2 separate regions of the Mus musculus genome follow, and region 2 is linked to region 1. The links are chromatin loops, found by intact Hi-C in ENCODE. Cell type or tissue: gastrocnemius. All regions are shown on one strand. Links, peaks and the distances in the headings refer to the core of each region. The heading gives the core; the rest is flanking DNA.

Evidence for each region. A loop is a pair of places that touch in the nucleus more often than their neighbours do. Peaks named below come from ENCODE experiments on the same cell type or tissue, not always from the same donor. Only the 100,000 strongest peaks of a DNase experiment are listed, where the experiment ranks them.
Region 2: a loop joins it to region 1, with 7 times the contacts of the local background. A loop is called at or near these places in 2 of 42 quality-filtered maps.

What each region holds. Positions count from the first base shown.
Region 1 is chr6:82,882,244-82,890,576 of GRCm38, forward strand. It overlaps the pseudogene Gm6312. Among named protein-coding and RNA genes, the nearest start is that of 2310069B03Rik, 4.6 kb to the left of the region's middle. In gastrocnemius, for the core only: no CTCF peak of the experiment used is centred there; DNase peaks (open chromatin) are centred at 2,506, 4,323 and 4,797; H3K4me3 peaks cover 288 bases; H3K27ac peaks cover 3,663 bases.
Region 2 is chr6:82,803,218-82,811,550 of GRCm38, forward strand. It overlaps Gm38843 (a long non-coding RNA gene), which reads right to left and starts at 1,962. Exons shown (of 3, transcript XR_869196.1): 1 at 1,787-1,962; 2 at 952-1,108; 3 at 643-677. In gastrocnemius, for the core only: a CTCF peak has its summit at 3,873; a DNase peak (open chromatin) is centred at 3,505; H3K27ac peaks cover 2,898 bases.

The DNA of each region.
Region 1 (8,333 bases), core at 50-8,049:
CCTTCTTCCTCTTCTTTGTTTTGAACCCCCTTATGCCTCTTCTGACCCAGTCTCTCCATTTAGTCCAAACTGGCCTTGAACTCCCAGCAGTTCTCCTGCCTCAGTTCATCAGCCTGGCCACATTTCCTGTTGATGAACTCCTACACCACAAATGCTATTCAGAAGTGTAAGGTAACATTCGCCACCAAAGCTTGTAGTTGGGGCGGCTCATTCAGAACAGATTTTCTACCCCTACTACAGCAATGTCCTTGAGATTTCCATTACAGCCTGCTCCGCCCTGTCTGCATTGCTCAGAATGACCAGTAGACATCACTTGTGGGTCATCACAGCATAGCTGGTTACTCTACCAGCTTACTGTGAGCGAGGAACTCTTTCCAAACCTAAGCAGCTATTACAGAAGTATTTAAAGGACAGCATTCGCGTGGTGGCTCACGGAGGGCACTGAGTTGGAGTCTTAACACCAACTATCGCTAGTTTGTCATCTTGAAGTTACCTTTGTGTGCATTAGCTCCACACCTGCCACCTGGAAATAACAGAGTCTTCGTGAGACAGAGTCTCAGGTACCCCAGGCTGGCCTCAAATTCACTATGTAGCCAAGGATGACCTTGAGCTGACCTTGAGAGTGGAATTAGGGGTTCATGCCACCATTGCCAGTTTACGTGGCACCTGATAGTAAACCAGGGCTCGGTACATGCTATGAAGGCATTCTACTAGCGGAGTTATGGCCACAGCCTCTGTGGCTCCCTTTAATTGAGATAGTATACACAGTCCTTTAGAACTGAAAAAAGAAATGTGCTCTGCACCTGAACATCTGGGCGTGGACTGTTTGGGGACTTGGGGTGAGTCACTTCCTTTCTCTCTGCCTCAGTTTTCATCTACAAGATGGGTTTGAGAAGATTGTTTATGAAATCCCAGCACTTGAGAGGTTGAGGCAGGAGGACTGCTACAAGTTCGACCTGGGGCTACATAGTGAGTTTCAGACCAGCCTGGGCTCCAGAGTGAGACTTTCTCTTATACAACAACGATAAAAAGTAAAATAATAAAATGGGATAAGAGAATCTTACCAAGTGATACTTACTCATTTATGAGATTAAATGAGATATGTCTATCATGCCTACATACAGTGAAGGCTCAATAAGTGTTAGTCTTTTTTTTTTTTTTTTCCTATTTGTTTGAGACAAGGTCTCGTGCGGCTCAGGCTAGCATCCAATATGTGTATCTGAGGTTATTAACCTTGATCTTGTACTCTTCTTGCCTCTGCTTCCCAAACACTGGGATTACAGATAGGTGCCACAAGCCAGGCACCATAAGTCTTTAAAACCTTTATGGTGTTTGCTCTTTTTAGCATCCCACTGTTTAGAAGACCAACTGATTTTATCCTGACTCTTAGATTCCTGGGTAAACAGCATGTATCTGCTTGTTCATCTTTTGACCTTTGTCTCTTGTGAACTATATGCGACCCTACCACTACCTTAGAAGGTAGTTGTTCTTGCCCCCCAACCCCCACCAGTTTATGGACAAAGATACACAGGCTCAAAGTGGTTTGCTCACTTACCGGATAGGGACGGTAAGTGGAACCAGACAGCATACAGCTCCTTCCTCCAAGGTCAGGGCTCTGTCTGTTTACTGTAGTACAGCTGCCTTTATAAAACCGCTAAGAGAAGCATTCTTGTGTGCATGTGTGTGTGTGTGTGTGTGTGTGTGTGTGTGTGTGTGTAGGCCAAAGGTCAACTTCAATGCCATTCCTCAGAACACTGTCCACTTTGGTTTCGAGACACGGTCTCTCATCTGTCTGAAGCTTGTCAAGTAGGCTAAGAGGCAGAGGATCTCCGAGGATCCACCTTGCCAGTCCTACCCAGCACTGACCGGCATTGCAAACGTCAAACACTACATCCTGTTTTGTTTTTTTTTTTAAAACAGGTTATGGAACTGGAACTTAGGTCATCTCCTGCTCTGCCAGCACGCCAGTCACTTAGCCATTTTCCTAGCTCCAGTGCACATCTTATTATATGATCCTTTGCCAGATATCTATGCAGGCTTGTTTCTCTTCTCTTCTCTTCTCTTCTCTTCTCTTCTCTTCTCTTCTCTTCTCTTCTCTTCTCTTCTCTTCTCTTCTCTTCTTTCTCTCTTTCTTTCTTTCTTTCTTTCTTTCTTTCTTTCTTTCTTTCTTTCTTTCTTTCTTTCTTTTCCCAAGATGGGTTCTCACTGTGTATCTCTAGCTGGCCAGAAACCTACTATGTCAACCCAACTGACCTTGAGCTCAAAAAGATCCCCCTGCTTCTGCTGCCCATGTGCTGGGGTTAAAGGCCTGTGCCACCATGCCTGGCCTCAGGTTTTACATTTTTCAACCTACAGCAACTTCCTATCCTGACCTCAAAACCTCAAGGAAACTAAAAGAATTCGACCTCCAAGCCTAACAACTCAGCTTCCTAACTTCTCAGTGGCCCATTAGCTGATGCTTCCAGGGGGAAGGCCAGCAAGGGCAGCAGGAGGCAGCTGGGAGTCAGTCCAGCACTTCTTTGTCTCCCCCAGGCTGTTCCCAACACCTGACACAGCTCTTTCCAAATGCTCCTCCACTGCTGTGACATCTGTCACACTTCATCTCTGACTGACTGTGAGCTCTAGGAAGCTCAAGATAAAGCCCAATACGTCCTTTCCCCGAGAGAGAGCTGTCACCCTGTCTGTTTTCTATCTGGGCCAGGCATGGTGGCAAATACCTACAACCCAAATACATGGGGGCCCTAAAGGCAAGAGAGTCCCTGGAGTTTGAGTCCAGTCTGGGCTATGCAGGGAGATCTGTCTGCACTGATTTGCTTCCGGTTGCAGTGATAAAACACTGACCAAAAGCAACTTGGGAAGGAAGGGGTTTATTTTATCTTACAAGTTACAGGGCATTGTTGAGGGAAACCCTGGCAGAAACACAAGGGAGGAACCTAGAGACAGGAAACTGGAGGCAGGAAACTGGAGACAGAAATGCTGCCTACTGACATCTTTTCTCTGGCTTGCTCAGTAGCTATCTCATATAACCTAGACCTACTTGTTTAGGGATGACACCGCCCATAGTGGGCTGCGTAATCCTTTATTAATTAACAATCAAAAAAATGCCTTCACATGCATGCCCGCAAGTCAATCTGATGGAGGTTGTTGTTTTTTTTAAGTTTATTTTATTTTATGTACATCAGTGGTTTGCCTACACGAATGCCATGCACCATGTATATGTAATGTCCTCAAAGGCCAGAAGAGGTGTCAAATCCCCTGAAATAGAAGTTATAGGCAGTTGTTAGCTGCTAAGTGAATGCTGGGAGCCAAATCCAGGTTCTTTGAAAGAGCAGCCAGTTCTCTTAACTGCTGAGCCATCTATCTCTCCAGAGACTTGAGCCTTCCTGGATTTGATATTGGCAGGGGTTCCTGGATCCAACCCCCATGATACTGAAGGTGGCTATACTAGTTAGCACTCCTGTCATTTTACTGAGACGTCTTGGAGAGCTAGGATCAGTCAGCATAACACACCTGGTAAGAGAACAGCTGAGACTTGACCACAAGTCTGTCTGACATAGAGCAAGAAGACTGTTGTTGCGGTAATTCTCTCCATCCCAAATATGCCCCGGCAATGAAAACACGACTCAGTTAATATGAATACATGCTGTGCACCTAGATTGGGCAGATCTACTGATACACTACCATCTTTCACATCTATCCCTTAGATTCCAAGCCATGTGCTTCTGCTCTGCGTCCTCTCCCTCTTTCATTTTCTCCTTCTTCTCTCCCCCACCTTCCGCTCCACCTTCCCTTTTATCTGCCCAATCATCAGCTCTCCTTTGTTTTACAAATTAAGGTGGGAAAGAGGTTACAGGAAATCACCTGAGTGCTGACTCATTCCTTGTTCGAAACCCCTCACAGGAAGATTGGAATAACATCAAATATAATTAGCCCCAGGGCTATCCACAACAGACTTTAACCTCTGTCCTTGCCTCTGGGAGCCACAGAGCAGCTGAAGAAGTGGCAGCCATCTCAGGGGAGACCCTCGATGTGGAGAAACATGAACCATGGTGAACACAGCAGCCCTCCTACACTAACCATTGGTTTCTTCTCTTTCTTTTTCTCCTAGGTGGTGGGGGCTCCTCTCTGGGGGGTGTTCTCCCAGTGCCTGGCAATCCATGCCCTGGCTCAAGTCCAGAGAGCTCTGTGTCCCAGTGCCTGGCACCAGGCTAGGAAGGCTATCCAGTGTCAGAGATCAGCAAAGCCCTCCATGTGACCACCCCATGGACCAGCACTTGCCTTCCCAGCATGCCGCAGCCACGTTCCCAACAAGCGGCTTCAATGGCGGTCAGCCAAGGCAAGGCCAGGCTCTTGGTTGGCCAGTCACAGAACAGCTGCTCCCTGCATGTGCCTGGCCCCAAAGGCCAAGTGTTTCCATTCAGTTCCTGCAGTCCTAATGCCTCCTCATTCCTCTACCCATGTCCCCAGATGTCCCTTCCCAGAAAGCCAACCTGAACCAGAGCCATTAGCTCTGGGCTTGATTTCTTCCTTTTTGTTTTTTAATAACTGTATATTAATAATCTCAATTCCTCGATCAAAAGACCCAGACTAACAAAAAAGATTAACAACAGCAACAAAAACAAAAAAACAAAGTCCCTACCCAGTTAGATTCCTCAGCTGGTAAAAAAAAAAAACCTTTGCCATGTATGCATATTTGACCACTGCCGCCCGGGGCTGTGCTTGGGTCCCTGGTCCTGCTGCAGCTGGGGGAGGTATTAATGTCTGTGGCCTGTGTTATCACTGTGTCTGGTCTGTGCTGCCCCCTGAAGCCATGTTGACGTCACTGGCCTGTGCTGCTGTGGAGGGCTATGATGCTGTCCGTGGTTCTTGCTGTGGCAGAGGGCTCAGCTGATGTCCAAGATCTGCACTGCCACCTGAGACCAATGTGGATGTCACACGTGGTCTGTGTGGAAGTCCATGACTGATCTGTACTCCGGCTGAAATATGGTGTGTGAGATGCCTTAGTTCTCCATGTATTCACACTCTCAGCCCAGGCCTGGGTAAACTGTCATTGTCTTTGTCCTCATATAAATATTTTGCAATGATGTCCAGGGCACCATTGCTGATGTAAGTGTTGTGCTGGTGCTTAGGGACTTCATTGTTTCAAAGCCACCAACTTCCCCTATCTGAAAACACAGCCTTTTCTTCTCCTGTAGATTGTCTACCTGGAGAAGATGAGAAATGATGTCAAGGATGACAGTGACAACCTCCATGTCTGGGGCAATGAGCAGACTCAGCATTGGCTCCGAGATTCCTGAGTGGTCCCTGTTGCCATGTTAGCCACGGTGCACACAATCTCTTTCTGGACTTTTAATTCTGCATTCCTTAGTAGGTCTACCAAGAGAGGCAGCAAGTTACACAAAGCCAGCTGCTGGATGTGATGCCTGGGCCCAGCAGCCATGTTGCTCATGGTCCTGGCAGCCAGCATCTGGATGAAGGACTTTGGGTGCTTCAGGACCTGGCCCAACACCTTCTGCATGCCAGCATCGATGGCCATTTGGGTCTGCTCATCTGCTCCAGCCACAAGGCTGCCTATAGTGTGGAGACAAGGCACTGAGTTCTGAGCCGGTCCTAAGTTCTACAAGCCCGGGCAGGATGTCGGTGGTCACCACGTGATGGACGAACTCTTTGCTACCCTCAGTCAGGTAGGCCAGGGCCCAGCAGATATCTGAAAGAATCTCATTATCATGATGCAGCGGGAGCTGACAGAGGGTCGCTAGCATCTGCCTCAGTGCCTCCTCATAAGGATGTGGATCTTAGTTTCGGCATAAGTTGGCCAAAGTCCATGTGACGTTCCGAAGAGATGTGACTAGTATGTTTTTTGAAATAAGGTTGATCAGGTGCGGGATGGCAGTATTGGAAATGACATTGTCTCTGAATTCTGCACAGTCACCAGCGATATTCCCAAGGACCCACACTGCCTGCTCAGACACAGTCAGGTGAGGGGAACAGAGGAGTTCAATCAGGGGCTGAGTGGTACCCCCTTTCATAACAGCTTGGGTCTGCTCTGCAGTTTCTGAGGTGGTTTAGTGAGTGCCCATGCCGCCTCGAACTACAGGTTGTGGAAAGGTGTCGCCTTCAGGACATCTACCAGCTTGGGGATGGGCCTGGCCTCAATAATCAAATTTAGAGGAGGGTTATTTTCCTGAGATAGCATTTCCCTGGCAGCCTTGGTGGCCTGGAAACGCAGCATCATATCCAAACTATTCACCCCTTGGATGATGTCGTCCAGAGTGAAGTTGGCCTTTTTGACTAGTGCTTGAGAAACCATGTCACTGAAGAATAGATCGATATTTCTTCTCTTTAGCACCTGCTTATATTTCCTAGTCTTCCAGAGTTGTAGGCTGGAAGCAATCCTCTGTTGCTGCTGCAAAGACATTTCTTTGCCTCGGTACTTAAATTTCTTCAGCTTCTCTTGGGAGCCTCTGAGGTAGCCATATTGACTGGAGGAAAGACACCACCTCATGAAGTTTTCTTCTGGCCTCTGTCTTCTTTGACTCCTAGGCCTTCTCAGAGTACTCCCCCTTTTCAAGCCTTGGCGGAGGGTCCTACAGACGACGCTGGGCTTGATTTCTAAGTACTCAACAGCCCCAGTCATTTTGGCAGCACTGGGCAGGCGGCCCCAGAATCTCTAAGGCCTTCCATGCTTATGGCTATTTTAAAGGTGTCCTCCTTTTCTTTCTGTTGCTTTGACAAAATACTCGGTCCAAAACTCAGAGGAGGAAAGGGTCTATTTCTTACAACATCACACTCCATCAGTAAGGAAAGTCAGGGTAGGGACTGTAGCCAGGAACCTCAAAGCAAGAACCACAGTAGAACGCTGATGCTGGTTCACTCTCTGGCTACCTCACAGGCTTAACTAGCCTTTTTCCTTTGTTAAAGCCTGCAGACATTGGGTGCCTATTTATTTATTTATTTACTTACTTACTTACTTACTTATTTACTTATTTATCTGTCTGTCTGTCTATTTATAATATACATGGGATCCCCTGGGATGAGAATTACAGATGGTTGTGAAATGTCTGTCTGTCTGTCTGTTTATACATGGGATCCCCTAGGAGGAGAATTACAGATTGTTGTAAGATGTCTGTCTGTCTGTCTGTCCGTCTGTTTATAATATATATGGGATGAGAATTACAGATGGTTGTAAGATGTCTGTCTGTCTGTCTGTTTATACATGGGATCCCCTAGGAGGAGAATTACAGAAGGTTGTGAGCTCCCAAATGGGAGCCAGGATCCTCTGGAGGAGCAGCAAGTACTCCTGATTACTAAAGGTCTCCAGACCATTCTCTAGCTTTCTCATACATCCCATTTCCCTCTGGCTTGGGGTGGTACCACCCACAGTGGGCTGGGCCCCCTAAAATCAATTAATAATCAAGACATTCCCCCAAGTCAGCGAGCCAGTTTCATAAGGACAATTCCTCAATCAAGGTTTTCCTCTCTCATGACCCTAGGCTGTGTCAAGTTGACCATTCAGGGTGACTAGGACAAAGGGGTCCTTTAGAACTCTAAACTCATTTTCCTGTTGTCTTTGATTCTAAGGAACTACTAAGCTCTGTGGCAGGCCCTAGGAACCACTAGTCACTTGAGGGACCCTACAGGAAAGGCAGACGCACACAAACATGGTGCTTTAGAAATAGCAGCTACAACTGCAGACGGCAGAGCAGGGCTCAGGGACTCTGAAGCAGGGTCACCGCAGCTTCTGGGGCCACGAGGACTCATCATCTCTTCTTTACAAAGAACTGTCTAGCAGCAGCAATGTCGGCTGAGCCCCCTCCACATGTCGTGTGCTGGGCTCTACATGTGGTCTCTAACCCAACCCTTCTGATGATGCCATATCCTATTTTACAGAAAAGGAAACCGAGGCTCAGAACTCAGGCCCACCTCTCAACCAAGAAACCACAATGTGGTGCAGACAGTCCGAGAGTCATGCTAGATGCGATTTCAGGTTGAAAGCTACACAGCCCAAAGAAGATCAAAGTTAAACTGCAGAATGGGAGTGGAGGAAAGGGGTCCCAAGTATTGATAGAGCACCTCAATTCCTACCCAGCCCACCCGGGGTCAGCTTTCTGTACTTGACCCCAGAGACCTGACACTCACAGAGGCCCAAAGGATGAATCTGTTTCCTGATGCTCACATCCTGGCCTTCTTCTCCCAGCTAAAGTGGACACTAGGAGGCTAAGAGTGTAGCTTAGGGGGAGGATACTCTACATGCTCGGCATGTATGAAGTCCTGGCTTCAGTTCTGGAGATACAGTTAAATAAAATGGATACTAGGAACTGAACATTCCAAGA
Region 2 (8,333 bases), core at 277-8,276, 79 kb before region 1:
GAGGGAGAGGGAGAGGGAGAGGGAGAGGGAGAGGGAGAGGGAGAGGGAGAGGGAGAGAGAATGAATTAGGAATGTGGGAATGGTATGGAATTTTGAAACCTCAAGGCCCACCCCCAGTGACACACCTCCTCCAACAAGGCCATACCTCCTAATCCTTCCAAAACAGTTCTGCCAACTGGGGATCAAACGTCTAAATGTGTGAGCCCGTGTGGCCATTCTCATCCAACCATCATATTGAAGTAGGCTTACTGAACTTTACAGAAGCCTGGGGACCTTAAACTTGGGGGTCAGCTCTTGTTATGTGACCCAGTACATGTACAATTATTTGGCTTTTACATGCCCTCTTATAGCAACTGGGATTTGAGGAATGAATACAAAAATATTAATGCTCTGGCTACTGCTGTCACAGTATAAGAGCCACTTCTTGTGGCTATGATGAATTACAGCTTAAGGGCCGATGGCTCAGTGGGTAAAAGCACTTGACATGCAAGTCTGATGTCTAAGTTGGGGTTTTACTGCTGTGAACAGACACCATGACCAAGGCAACTCTTATAAGGACAACATTTAATTGGTGCTGGTTTACAGGTTCAGAGGTTCAGTCTGTTATCATCAAGTTGGAGCATGGCAGCATCCAGGCAGGCATAGTGCAGGAGGAGTTGAGAGTTCAATATCTTGTTCTGAAAGCAAACAGGAGAAGACTGACTTTCAGGCAGCTAAACTGAGGGTCTTAAAGCCCACACCCACAGTGACAAACTTCCTCCAACAAGGCCACATCTACTTCAACAAGGCCACACCTCCTAATAGTGCTACTCCCTGGGCCAAGCATATACAAACCACCACACCTGATGACCTGAATTTGATTCCTAGAATCCTTGGTGGTAGGAAAGAAATGACCATCAAAAGTTGTTCTCTGAGGACCTGTGAGATGGCTCAGTGGGTAAAGGCACTCACCACCAAGCCAGGTGACCTGAATTCATTCCTTGGGACTCACATGGCAGAAGAAGAAAACCAGCTTTTGCAAATTGTCTTCTGACTTCCACATTGGTGCTACGGCAGAATGCTTCCCCCACCAAATCTGGGGTGGTGGTCCATGCCTGTCATTTCAGCCCTCATGAGGTGGAGAAGGAGAATCACAAGTTTATGGTTATCCAGCATAGTGAGTTCAAGATCAGCCCTGGCTACAGGAGGCTTCGTCTCAATTTTTTAAAAATTGAAGTTAAAAATAAGGAAGAGAAAGAAAAAGAAAGAAAGAAAGAAAGAAAGAAAGAAAGAAAGAAAGAAAGAAAGAAAGAAAGAAAGAAAGAAAGAAAGAGAGTAGCCTAAGAGATATCATCACACCCTCTAGGTTATCCAAGGCCCTTCACATTTCTGCCACTCTCCTCACGTTCTTTCCTCCCTCAAGCACAGCATCTTTAGCCCCATCCTACACATGTAAAACCTTCACAACACTCCTGCTTTGATCAAGATCCACCACCCACAGGTCAAGTGCAAGCTTCCCAAATGGGGATTCCTTCATTAGCTACCTTTCCAATACAGCTCTTTCCCCATTGAGTCTAGTCTCTTCCCAGTGAATGGAAGAGATGGAAGAATAGGGTTCTCTAATCCTTTCTGAACCTTTGTTTAAAAATGCTATAGTGCAGGCTTTCTCGTATACATGCATATGTGTCTCATTTCACTCACACACACACACACACACACACACACACACAACACGCACACACACACACACACCCCTCCCCCAGTCTTCCATCCCAAACACATGCATAATTGCAGTAGACAAAGACACCTCTAATCACACCAGGCCACGGAGAACAGCTTTCTGTTGTTGGTCTTTGTTTTTCAGTTCAGGATGTGTGTACACTGTCCCCACACTCTGACTTTTGTCTCTAAGCTGAGTAAGGAGAGACTGAAGGCCAGGGAACTGTGCATTGCACAAACTTTCTCTTCCTTCCTATTCATCTGCACAAGAGACAGGATGGCACAGTAGAAAGGATCTGAGAATGCTTCGTGGTTGTTTCTTGATCCTCAAAATACTTTCTTTAGGGCTGGGGATGTGGCTTGGTCAATACAGTGCTTGCCTTGCAGGCCTGAGGCTCTGAGCTAAATGTTCAGAAGTCAGACATTTAAAAAAAAAATCTGTGGGGCAGTGGTGGCGCACCCCTTTAATCCTAGCACTTGGGAGGCAGAGGCAGGCAGATTTCTGAGTTGGAGGCCAGCCTGGTCTACAGAGTGAGTTACAGGACAGCCAGGGCTATACAGAGAAGCCCTATCTCGGAAAAAAAGAAGAAGAAGAAGAAGAAGAAGAAGAAGAAGGAGGAGGAGGAGGAGGAGGAGGAGGAAAGAAAAAAGAAAAGAAAAGAAAAGAAAAGAAAAGAAAAGAAAAGAAAAGAAAAGAAAAGAAAAGAAAAGAAAAATCTACACATGGTGATCCACACTTTCAATCCCAGCTATGGGGAATGCATATATACATGTACACACACATGCATGCATATATATATACACCCATCCATGTACACATACACATTTGTACAAATAATTTTTACATTTCAAAAATTTTCTTTCTTTTTTTACTTTAAAGATTTTATTATATATATAAAACAAGTACACTGTCACTGTCTTCAGACACACCAGAGGAGAGTATCAGACCCCATTACAGATGGTTGTGAGCCACCATGTGGTTGCTCTATGCTTACTTTGCACTCACTCTTCTTCCTTCTCCCCACCTCCTCCCCTTCTTTTTGTCCCCTATGGTTGGCCATTGACTCATTATGTAATGGATGGCCTTGGGCCCCTGGTTCCCCAGCCTCCAGCTCCTGGGCACTGGGATCAAAGGCTTACACCACTGTACCTGGCTTCAGGTTTCCCTCTTGCTTTACTGGACTCCTGGCAGTCAGGAGTTTGCCGAAGTCAGGGCTCATGGGACATCACAAATGCTCTAAGCAAATGACACACCCAGAAACGGCAGACATGTGAGAGGCACAGACCTTTGTTGGCACTTACATTGCATCATCACATGGGAGTAACCAAGCCCACGTTAAATAGAAAGTATTACCTGGGTATGGTGGCACAGGCCTGAAATCCCAGAATTTGGGATATAGAGACAGGAGGATCAGGGATACAAGGCCAGCTGTCACTTGAGTTTGAATCAAGCCTGGATTACATGAGATCTTACCCCCTCCCCCTCCAAAAAAAAAAAACACCAAGAAATAGAGAGAAAATATAAATTTTAAGAATTATAAAATAGCAGTGTCCTTTTTGGAACCCCCCCCCCCCCACTCTCAAGGCCTCTCACATTTCCTTAGTAAATCTACATTCACTCTGCTAGGAGAGAAAGGAGGAGTAAGGTGGGGGTCCGGGAAGATGGCTCCCTTTGTATAGTGCTCGTCTTGTAAGCATAGGGACCTGGTCTAGTTGCCCAGCACCCAAGTGAAAGTGCTGGGTGGGGCAACAGGCACATGTAATCCCTGAACCTGAGAGGCGACAGGCAGGCACCAGGGCTGGCTCTCAGCCAACCTATCCTACAAAGACAGTTCCTGAGGAATGGCAGCCTGACAACCAAGCTTGTCCTCTATCCTGTGTGAGCGAGCGCACGCACACACACAGACACACACACAGACAGACACACACACACACACACACACATGAGGGGAGGTAGGGGTGAGAGAGAGAATTGTAAGATGGCATCAGCAAGATATTAAATCAAGCACAAGGTCCTCCGCAGTGCATGCAGCCTGTGTGACTCCCAGGTCACATGTCTATGAAGTTGGTCCTCTCTGGAAAGCCATCAATATCCCTATGAGACAAGGTGAAGTCAGGTGGCTCAAGTGCTGTCCCTTTTGCCACCACTATTTTCTTCAGATGAGTTCTTAGGCCCCGCTCCCAGAGCCAGGAATTTAATACCCTCCTCTACAGCCTATGACAGCTGACAGCCTCTGCCAAGGGGGCAATGAACTCTCTCCGACTGACTTCTAGTTCCAGTCAGGGCCAAAACACTTGAGTAGAGAGAGTCAGGCTCGACATGTGCCCTGTAGGGTAAAATGACAGCCACCCCTGCCTTGGGCAGCAAGTGTCCTGTGATGATAGTTCAGCTGTGACCTCTTGCCAGGTTCTCAGCTAAGTTCCCACTCAGCAGGACACATCTCTTGGGAGTCACTTGTCAGAAGGTAAACAAGCCCGTGGAAGGGAGAACACTTTTTCAGGACACCCTGTCATGGTTACCTGTCTCATTGCTGTGACAAAGTGCCCAGTGGAACCTGCATAAGGTGAGAGGGGCATGCTTTGGCTCCCAGTCTGAGGTCCACAGTCCCTTGTGACAGGGAAGGCATGAGGGCAGCTGGTCCCTCGGTCCCCTCAGTTAGGAAAGTGGGGGAAGCTGGGGTCAGCCACTGCTTCCTCCTCCCTTTTAACCCAGCCTGGGGTTCCAGGCTGTGGAGTGGTTGTTGGCTTACAGGCAATTCTGTTCAACTCCTTCCAGGGACATAGGAGTGGCTTACATCATCTGTCGCCATTACCTGCCACCAGGATCAGGTGACACAGAAAAAGGACTCTGCCACCCCAGCTCTCCTCCCTCTCCCTCTCCCTCTCCCTCTCCCCCTCCCCCTCCCCCTCCCCCTCATTTCCATGTGTTTCTGGCCTGCTTCTCTTTCTGTTCATCTCTGTCCCTGCTTCCCTGCCCTCGTGGCTCTTCTTCTGTCTATCTTCCTCTGCCACTTCTCCAGGTCCTCATGTCCCTCCCTTCTCCCCCAAAATAACCCCCCCTTATACCAGGTCTGACACATGGTGTGATTTTTCAGGGGATGTCTTGGCATGGGCCTGCCAGGTACTCCCACCCAATGCCACATTATATTTCATAATAATAATGCTATTCATGTGCAGTGTGGGTTTTTTAGACTGCAGTAGGTTGTGTAGACAACCCTAATATCCCTTCCCCCACCCAGAATGCAGTTCCCCTCCTCTTCCCCATTTGATAGAGAGTAGTAACAGCAGTGTCAGGGCCTATCATGCACTGGGCTCTTAACCATAGGCTAGGCACTTCCAATTGCCAGGAGGGTAAGATGCACAGGCCCAATCACTACCCAGAAAGAACTTAGGAATCAGAAAAAAAATCGGCTGAAGCAGAGACCTGGGCTGAGGGCTCTGTTGTCAAAGGAAGGAGAGCAGGCCCAAGGGCCCAGCATCTTAAGCACCCAGGCCTCTTTGTTCTTTCTGAAGAGGAGGCAGGGTGGGAGGCTCTGTCCTTGAATAATGGGAACAAGCTGCAAGAGCCTTGCAGTGAGGGAGAAGCCGCAGAGAACACACTGTAACAACCTGGACTGGACCACCCGACCCGGCACCTTCTGAGTGCCTCATTTCCAATTCCACGTCTTCTTAACCCGAAATGAGAAGAAGCTGGGCTTTAAGATTTAAGTATGAAACCTTATCGCTTTCTGGGCTTGTCCAAGGACACATAGTTCCAAAGCCAAATCCTTCCTGCACTGCCATCATGGCTGAGAAAGACAGAAAGGCACTTCAAGGCTGGCCTCACATGAAGCATGCGCTGTTATACCCTCAAGGTGGATAACTTTTTTTTTTTTTTTTTTTTTTTTTTTTTTTTTTTTGCCAACTTGTCAGGTGGAGAAGGTGTTGTCCCAAGTACTTTGAACCATTGGTTTCAATGTGCATCAAAAATCATCAGGTGGAGCCAGATGCAACCCTAGCACTTGGGATGCTGAGGCTGTAGACTGCCACTATTTACAGGCCAACTGGATACATATAGAGATTCCCCCCCCCCCCCCACAAAATATGGCCATCCCAAGCACTGAATAAGCCTGTGTGGTGGCACACACCTATAATCCCAGCACTCAGAAGATGGAGGCAGGAGGAAATGGCAAATTCAAGGCCAATACGAGCTACATGAGTTTCAGGACAGCCTAGGCTATAAATTAAGACTGTACCTTAAAAACAAAACAAACAAACAACAACAAAAAGGGAGAATGGTCTGAAAGAGAATGCCCACCCCCCAGATTCATGTGTTTGAATGTTTGGTCCCTGAGGAGGGTGAGGAGGTGTGGTCTTGTTGGAGGAGTGGGCTTTGAGATTTTAAAGCCTGCATCATTCCTCTCTCTATATATATCTATCTGTCTGTCTGTCTATCGGTCTATTTATCTACCTATCTTTCTCCTCCCTCTTTCTCTCTCTCTCTTCCCCCCACCCCTTCTCCTCTCTTCCTCCTTTTGCCTCCTGGTTGAGGATCAGATGAAAGTACTCTTCTAGTACCGCGTCTGCCTGCTGCCATATTTCCTGTCATGGTGGGCATAAGCTGTGCTACTCTCTGGAATTAAAATTAAAATCTTTCGTTTATAAGTAGCCTTGGTCATAGTATCTCTTCACGGCAATAGAGAAGGAACTAAGACAAAACCTAATACTAGTATGCTAATTAACTTTCTTAGATTTATTTATTTACTTTTATTTTATGAGTGTAGATGTATTGCCTGCATGTCTGTCAATGAGCCATATGTGAGGCCAGAAGAGGGCATCAGATCTCAGGGATGGTAGTTAGAGATTGTGAGCCACCATGTGGGTGCTGGGAACCAAACCCAGGTCCTCTAGAAGAGCAGCAAATGCTCTTAAGCACTGAGACATCTTTCTAGTCTCTGATCATGTTTTAAAATTATCTATTTATTTTTATTATATGTGAAGCTGTGTATGTATTATATGTATATGTATTATATGTGCATATCTGTATCTATGTCTGTGTGAGGTGTTGGATCCCCTGGAACTGAAGTTACAGATGGTTGTGAGCTGCCATGTGAGTGCCGGGAACTGAACCCGACTCCTCGGGAAGTTAAAATACTTTTAACCTCTGAGTCATCTCTCCAGCCCACATTTGTTTTTTTAACTAATAATAAAAAAATAAAAAAATTAAAAAACAAAGTGAGACTGGTGATACGGCTCAGTCGGTAGAGTACTTGCCTAGCATGGAAGAAACCCAAGCCAGACCCCAATACCACATGGTGGTGCACACCTGTGATCCCAGCACTCAGGAGGTGGAGGCAGGAGGATCAGAAGTTCAGGGTTATTCTCAGCTACATAAGGAATTTGATGCTGCTTTGATCTATGAGACCCATGTCTCAGAAATAAGTAAAAATTTAAAACCCTCACTTAGAGCTCAGGCCTGTCCCTTTAAAGCTAATCTCTTAGCCTGGGTCTTGCCACACCTCCCTCCCTGTAGCTCTCTCTCTCTGGGACAGAGTTAAGAAGCAGACTATGCTGGGTCATAATAGCTTCAATGTATGGTCCCTGGCTTCCCTGTGCTCCTTCTCACATACACTATGGTGGACTAAATCTCAAGAAGTCAAACTGCCTACCAACGCCCAGGGTTATAAAATCAGGTGTTGCCCTTGTTCTGAGGAATGGTCCAAGACTTCTCAGGGATTTGGCTTGGCAATGAAGGCTGCTCTCTGAAGATGCTCCTCTGCATCTACACCGGCCATCCCTCTCTTCTCCCTCTCCCTCCCATGCCTTCTCTGTCTCACTCTTAAACATTTTTTAAAATTTATGTTATTTGATATGAATATTTTGCCTGAATGCTTATATGTGTACCACACTCTTTCCTAGTGCCAGCAGAGGTCAGAAGAGGGCACCAGGTCCCCTAGAACTGAGGTTACAGATGGCCCTGAGCCCCCATGGGGTGACCATGGAATGGAATGGTCCTTCACAAGAAGAGCAAGTGTCCATCTCTTTGGCTCCTTGCTCTCACTCCTAATGAAGCGCCTCTCCCGGTTTTATTTATTTGGGGTGGGGTTGAGACTGAGTCTCACTATGTAGCTTTAGCTGACCTTGCACTCCCTCTGTGGGCCAGGCCAGCCCTGAACTCCTACACCTGCTTTTGCTTCCCAAATTCTGGGATGAGAGGAATACATGACTAAGCCCAGGATTCCTCTCCAGGCTTTCTATTTTGAATAAACTCCAACTCTGCTCATACCAACTCATCCTGAAACGCTTTTTTTCTGGAGTGGCATCAAGGATCCAGCCTTTCTTGAGTGGACATCAAAGATTAAGGAAACTCCGTAGGCTGTCGACCGTAGTTCTGGGTGGAGACTCCTGCTGACAAGATTGGGGCTAAGCACTGGCAAGCACTGTAGCCATGAGCATATTAGGGAAGCCTTGTCTTTTTCGGTAAGCATTTTTAATATCTTTGACATCTTTCTGTGAATAATAAAGCTTTTAGGCTTTGCTTTCAAAGACCTGCCTCCCTTTCTATTTGGTTCACAGCCTGTGCCAGTGCCTAAAACCTTCATTCCAGGCAAGACAAGACCTGGTGGACTTCAGATGACCTCACCTCCAACTGTGAC